Linked DNA regions of Homo sapiens: region 2 is linked to region 1. The links are chromatin contacts, found by Hi-C or POLR2A ChIA-PET in ENCODE. All regions are on one chromosome and are shown on one strand. Each heading gives the region's core, a stretch centred on a gene start or an enhancer-like site at or near the end of the contact. The rest is flanking DNA. Distances are from core to core; before and after follow the strand shown. Region 1 holds the start of SLC39A1 (solute carrier family 39 member 1). Region 2 holds the start of IL6R-AS1 (IL6R antisense RNA 1).

The links. A loop is a pair of places that touch in the nucleus more often than their neighbours do. ChIA-PET counts read pairs that join two places held with the same protein, here RNA polymerase II (POLR2A). Pooled maps may share reads with other maps.
Region 2: a pooled map shows a loop between it and region 1 (2.9-fold over the local background). The contact joins the promoter of IL6R-AS1 here to the promoter of SLC39A1 in region 1. A Hi-C loop is called at or near these places in 2 of 50 pooled maps. POLR2A ChIA-PET finds 5 or more read pairs at or near these places in 3 of 52 experiments (CD4-positive, alpha-beta T cell, MCF 10A and PC-3).

Annotation. Positions count from the first base shown.
Region 1 is chr1:153,962,258-153,964,957 of GRCh38, forward strand. It overlaps SLC39A1 (solute carrier family 39 member 1), which reads right to left and starts at 1,280. Exons shown (of 4, transcript NM_001271958.2): 1 at 1,238-1,280; 2 at 272-490; 3 at 1-93. The coding sequence starts at 458. MIR6737 (microRNA 6737) reads right to left here and starts at 163; the gene lies at 94-163. RefSeq lists enhancers at 564-1,518, 847-916, 868-2,067, 957-1,016, 1,167-1,336 and 1 more.
Region 2 is chr1:154,405,310-154,408,009 of GRCh38, forward strand. IL6R-AS1 (IL6R antisense RNA 1) reads right to left here and starts at 1,255. Exons shown (of 2, transcript NR_147855.1): 1 at 1,130-1,255. It overlaps IL6R (interleukin 6 receptor), which reads left to right and starts at 34. Exons shown (of 10, transcript NM_000565.4): 1 at 34-405. The coding sequence starts at 321. RefSeq lists a silencer at 169-318 and an enhancer at 558-1,164.

The DNA of each region.
Region 1 (2,700 bases), core at 30-2,529:
CCAGGTAGTCAGGCAGCAGGTCCAGGAGACAAGTGGCCAAAAAGACGCCCCCCGCGAAACAGCTTACTAGGCTCAGGGCTTTCTGGCGGGAAGCTGGGTAGGGGTGAAGCACAGAGGGGAATAAGCAAACAAACCCCCTCCAGGGCCGACCACCCCAACCCAAACAATGGCTACCCTTGCCTTTCCCTCCTCCTTTGGTCACTCCCCGCCAGCCCCAGAGCCCTCCCTAAGCCAAGCATTCATAGCAGTGTGGGGAAAAGGAGAGGCTTACCTGAGCCTTCATGGTTAGCTCCTGGCCGGCGCAGCACACAGATGGGCACCAGGCTGCAGAGGAGGGTGAGCACCAGCAGCAGCACCAGGGCCCCCAACTTCACCTCCAGCCCCACAGGCACTGGAGGCTCTGAAGCTACCGCCTCGGGGCGCCACACCAGGAGCTCTGGCTCTCCCCAGGGCCCCATGATGCTTCTGGTAGCTCCAGTGACTCTCAGACCTAGGAAGACAGACCAGAGTGGTTGGGAAAAATCATGCAAAGGAAGATGGGGCAAGGAATGGGGAAGCTTGGTCAGCAGAGTGCAGCTCCCTGGCCCCAGCCACTTTGTGACCTTCCCCTACCCAGGGTGACTCATCTACTCCTGTACCAGGAACATTCCTCTCTTCTCACACTTTCTTTCCCAAGTGACTTATTCAGGGAGACTGCACGGGGGAAACCGAGGCATGAGAAAGGCTGTATGGATATCTCATCACCCTTTCACCTGGTGCCCCCAGAAAACTAGGAAACTAGGAGCCGCCTCCAAATAGGACCTGGAGCTGGAGTTCCCCTAAGGAATGTAGAGGCCGGGTCCCCAACTCCCGAACGGAGTGGGTGAAGCCAAAAAGGCTAGGGCTGTGCAGAGATGTCTTGGGTAGCTTCGTGGGCCACCTGGACAGGGTAAGTTTGGGTGCTGGATCGCTCCATCGTTCCCCTTTTCCCAGCGCAGAGAACAAGCGCTTCAGGCCCCAGGATGGGACCTAGAGGCAGATGGCCAAAGAGAGGGGCCCTAAGAGTCTGCGGTCCCGGGACGGACTGAGGCGACACTGAGGGCGGTGCCTGAAAGTCCGGGCTCCAGGAGGCGGGGTGCGAGGCCGCCAAGCGTCGCGGGAAGCAGATGAAGAATGCGTGAGCTGGGACTCCTGTTCCCGGGCCCGGGGAGGCCTGGGCAGCCGACATGGACCCCGCTGCCAGACAGCCCGCACTCACCTCGCGAGGGTCTCACTACATGGTCTCCGCGCGCTTCCGGCCTAGAGTCGGGAATTCCCGCCCCCTCCCATAGCTCCCCCCTCCCCCACAGGAGCCGCGTACCCACGACCGACTGCCAATGGCAGCACCGAGTGGGCGGGGACAGACCGGGAGTGACGTCAGTTAGGAGCAATCAGAGATCGGGAGCGGGAGCGGGCGGAGCAGGCGACCTGAGGAGAGTGAGCGAGAGCAAGAGCGGATATTAGGAAAAGGACCTCGGGGCTGGGGCCCTGGGGCGCATCTGTGGAGGACTGAGGGGCCGGAGCGGGCCAGTCAACAAAGGCTTTGATTATATGGATATTTTTAAAAGAGGGAGACCCCGCATTGTCAAGTCTTCCGGCCCACATCTGAAAACATCTTCCTGGCCTTGGGCCAAAGTCTCATCTGTCCCTCAGAAGGCTCTGACACCTCGTCAGTGCCTCTTGGCGCCCAAGGGAAAGCATTCCCCTCTTGGGACCAACTTCCTTGACTGCTTTCCCTCACCAGCACCCACAACAAGGAAAAAGACAAGGCAGAATTGGAAAGGGGGGAAAGCAAAGAGAGGGTATGTCTTGAAAATCATCCCTTCTCGACTACTTATGGCACTCAGTGCAGCCTCCGCCTTCTCCAGGTGGGTGGGGACGTGGTGGGACCGGAATGCGGGGTGCTGAAGCCGCGCCCAGGGAAGAGCCCCCAGCGCATTCCAGGATATCTGCGTACCGCGCCTGCGGGCGTCTGGCCGGTTCTCCCACCTGATTTCCAGCCCAGCTCCCGCCACCCTCGCCGGTCGGTTTGCTGTTTGCTGTTCCTTGAATGCCCCAAGGTAGTTGTTTCAGCTCAGGACTTTCACCGTTTCCTCAACCTGGATTCTTGTGGCCCACAACTCTGTGCCTTGAGAATCCTCTTCTAGCCTCAAGGGACGGTAAGACAAAAGAAAATTTAAAAAGGGGGCTCAGCTGTTCTTTTATGCAAAGGTGAAAAAAGCTTCATTGCCTAAAGAAGGGACAGATGGGATCTTGCTTCCTACAGGAAAATTAATTTTAAAAAAGAAAAAAAAAAGGGGGGACAGTGTAATGCTTCTCACAAGGCTCCAGAAACGAAGCCCAGTAATTCCTTAAGTAAAAGAGGAATGTGAAGACTTCTTAAGGGGCCGGGCGCGGTGGTTCACGCCTGTAATCCAAGCACTTTGGAAGGCCGAGGATGAATCACCTGAGGACAGAAGTTCAAGACCAGCCTGGTCAACATGGTGAAACCCCGTCTCTACTAAATATACAAAAATTAGCCGGGCGTGGTGGCGGGGGCCTGTAATCCCAGCTACTCGGGAGGCCGAGGCAGGAGAATCGCTTGAACCCGGGAGCCGGAAATTGCAGTGAGCCGAGATCGCGCCATTGCGCTCCAGCCTGGGCAACAACAGCGAAACTTCGTCTCAAAAAAAAAAATTATTC
Region 2 (2,700 bases), core at 5-2,504, 440 kb after region 1:
GACGGCCCAGAGACGCTCCAGCGCGAGTTCCTCAAATGTTTTCCTGCGTTGCCAGGACCGTCCGCCGCTCTGAGTCATGTGCGAGTGGGAAGTCGCACTGACACTGAGCCGGGCCAGAGGGAGAGGAGCCGAGCGCGGCGCGGGGCCGAGGGACTCGCAGTGTGTGTAGAGAGCCGGGCTCCTGCGGATGGGGGCTGCCCCCGGGGCCTGAGCCCGCCTGCCCGCCCACCGCCCCGCCCCGCCCCTGCCACCCCTGCCGCCCGGTTCCCATTAGCCTGTCCGCCTCTGCGGGACCATGGAGTGGTAGCCGAGGAGGAAGCATGCTGGCCGTCGGCTGCGCGCTGCTGGCTGCCCTGCTGGCCGCGCCGGGAGCGGCGCTGGCCCCAAGGCGCTGCCCTGCGCAGGGTAAGGGCTTCGGGCGCACCTGGAGGGCTGGGGCAGCTAGCGGCTGGGGGAAACCGCCTTGGTCACCGCAGTCTGTGGGAGGCTGGAGGGAGGAAAGGAGGTGCGACGGATCCCCTTTTCTGTGGCTGCCTTGAGGCCCCGCGGGTACCTAGCTGTGTGGTCGCGGGTAGTGGCTCTTGCGCCCCCTGCTGCGCTTGCTCCCTTGGTCCGGAGCGCTCCCCGGAATGCCCGGTGAAGCTGTGCGGGAACCCTGCGGTCTGTGTACAGGACTGTGTCCTTGCAAACCTGACTCTCGAGCTTCCTTCCCAGTGCCCCCAGGAGCCTTTACACAACCGCGTCCCAGGTTACTCTAAGGGGAGACTGCCCGAGAGGGCGCGCCCCAGCGGGGTGATGTACCCGCCTGGGGAGTCCTTTGTACCAGCGCCCCTCTTCTCCCTCTGCATTGGGGGTCCACCTCGCCTGGTCCTCCCCCCACCCCCGCGGGTGCATGTGTGGATGACAGTGCCCTGACTATGAAGGGACTGACATCACGGGCGCTGAGTCACGGATCTTCCCGCTGCACGGAGTCACTTTGGCAGCCACCAACTCTGGGAAGCCAAGTGCCCCAGTCCTGGGAATTGAGTCGGGAGGCTGGCAAGGGAGTGAGACCTCCTGGGGCTGGCACGTGCTGGACTCCCCTCTAGAAAAGAGAAGGACCCGTGAGGGAGAGGGCAGAGGCACTTACTGCTCCCGTTGACTGTAATCTGCCCCTGGCAAACCAGGCTTTTCTTGGGCTCTGGCCGCATGCCCAGCTGCGTGTCTAGTCTCTCTTCTGGAAGAGTTGGGCAACTGGCTCTCCAGAGGTTTATTTTAGGGTCCCAGTGCTTCTTTGAGGACACAGCAGAAAACTAAGGGGCAGCTGACAGGCTTCTGGAACAGCTGACAGGCTGGGGAGGCTGAAGGCTAAGACTTTCAACCACTAGATCACACTGAATTCCAGTCCTAGGTGAACACTGATCTCTCCCTTTGAGGAGGTGACTTTCTGCAACTAGAGGCTGAGCTGGAGTGTCTGAGGCTCTCTTTGCTTTTTGGATGGTTGTGGTCCTTATGATTGGAAGAAAAAAAGAAGGGATTCCATTTTCAATACACATTTATAACTCCTGCCAGTAACAGACACTGTTGATTGGGGCACCCATTCAATGTTTTCTAATCCTCCACTGTATCTACATATAACTTTGTTTGAAAGAGGAGACTGAGGTTCAGGGAGGTTGGGATGGCGGGATGGCAGGTTGTCAGGCCCCGGTGATGGAGGCCAACCCCTCCCGTGGCTCTGTGCTCCAGTGTGGTAGATGTCTAAGACTCTCAAATATAGAACTAGATCAGCAGGCAGAGCTGGGGGCATTGGGGCAAGCTGAGAGTCACTCTTGTCTGGCTGAGTGCTGGGACAGAAAAGGCTGAGGGAGGGAAGTGGAGGCCCAGGCTTGCCCATGGTGGTGTTAGAGGGATGCAAGACAGGTTCCAGGGCTCGGATGGCCTCAGGAGCAAGCAGGGCTCCCTTGGCTGCCTCTGCTGCTGTCACGCCAGCCCAAGGCTCCTGCCCCAGGGAGGTTACTGTTACTGCTGTAGTTGCCACCACCTGTTGCTCCTGAGTGGATGCTAGGCCCTTCCAGGGCAGCCAGTTACAGTCAGTTTTCCATTTCCCTGGTGCTCAGGAAGGATTAGGAGAGGTGGTCTCATGGCCTGAACAGCCCATGAAAGGCAGAACTGAGAGACTGGGGAGGAAGTGAAAGTCCTCCCAGCTCAGAAGGAAAATGCAGAGAAGTAGAAATACCCAGCCCCTCTCCCACACCCACACAGACTCAGCCCACAAACTGGAGAGTAAAAATAAAGAAATCGTACAGGAAGCATGGAGCAAATGACTGTGAGATGTTTCGCTTTAGAGAAGTGAGGAGCAGAGGGGGAGCAGAGGCTGGAGTTGGCTGAGAGGGGAAATCCGCAGGTACAGCCTGCGGGGCTCTTAGAGCCCAGAGGTTTGTTTTCCTCGGGATCAGCTGCCGCCCACACACCCTGGAGCTGCCAGGACTTCTCAGGTGTACTCGTTGTCTAAGGGCCTGGACTAGCTGGGACTTAGGCTTCTGCCGGTTCCAACACTCTGGTGCTGGAAGGCTGGACTTGGGTGACTCAAGTTCCCTCTTCCTACTGCAATGCAAGAAAATACACAAAAGAAGTATGTATACCTTTAAGTATCTCAAAGAGCTATCTCAGCTTCTGAATTTCCTTCTAGGGCACCTCTTCCTGCCCCCATTACCCACACAC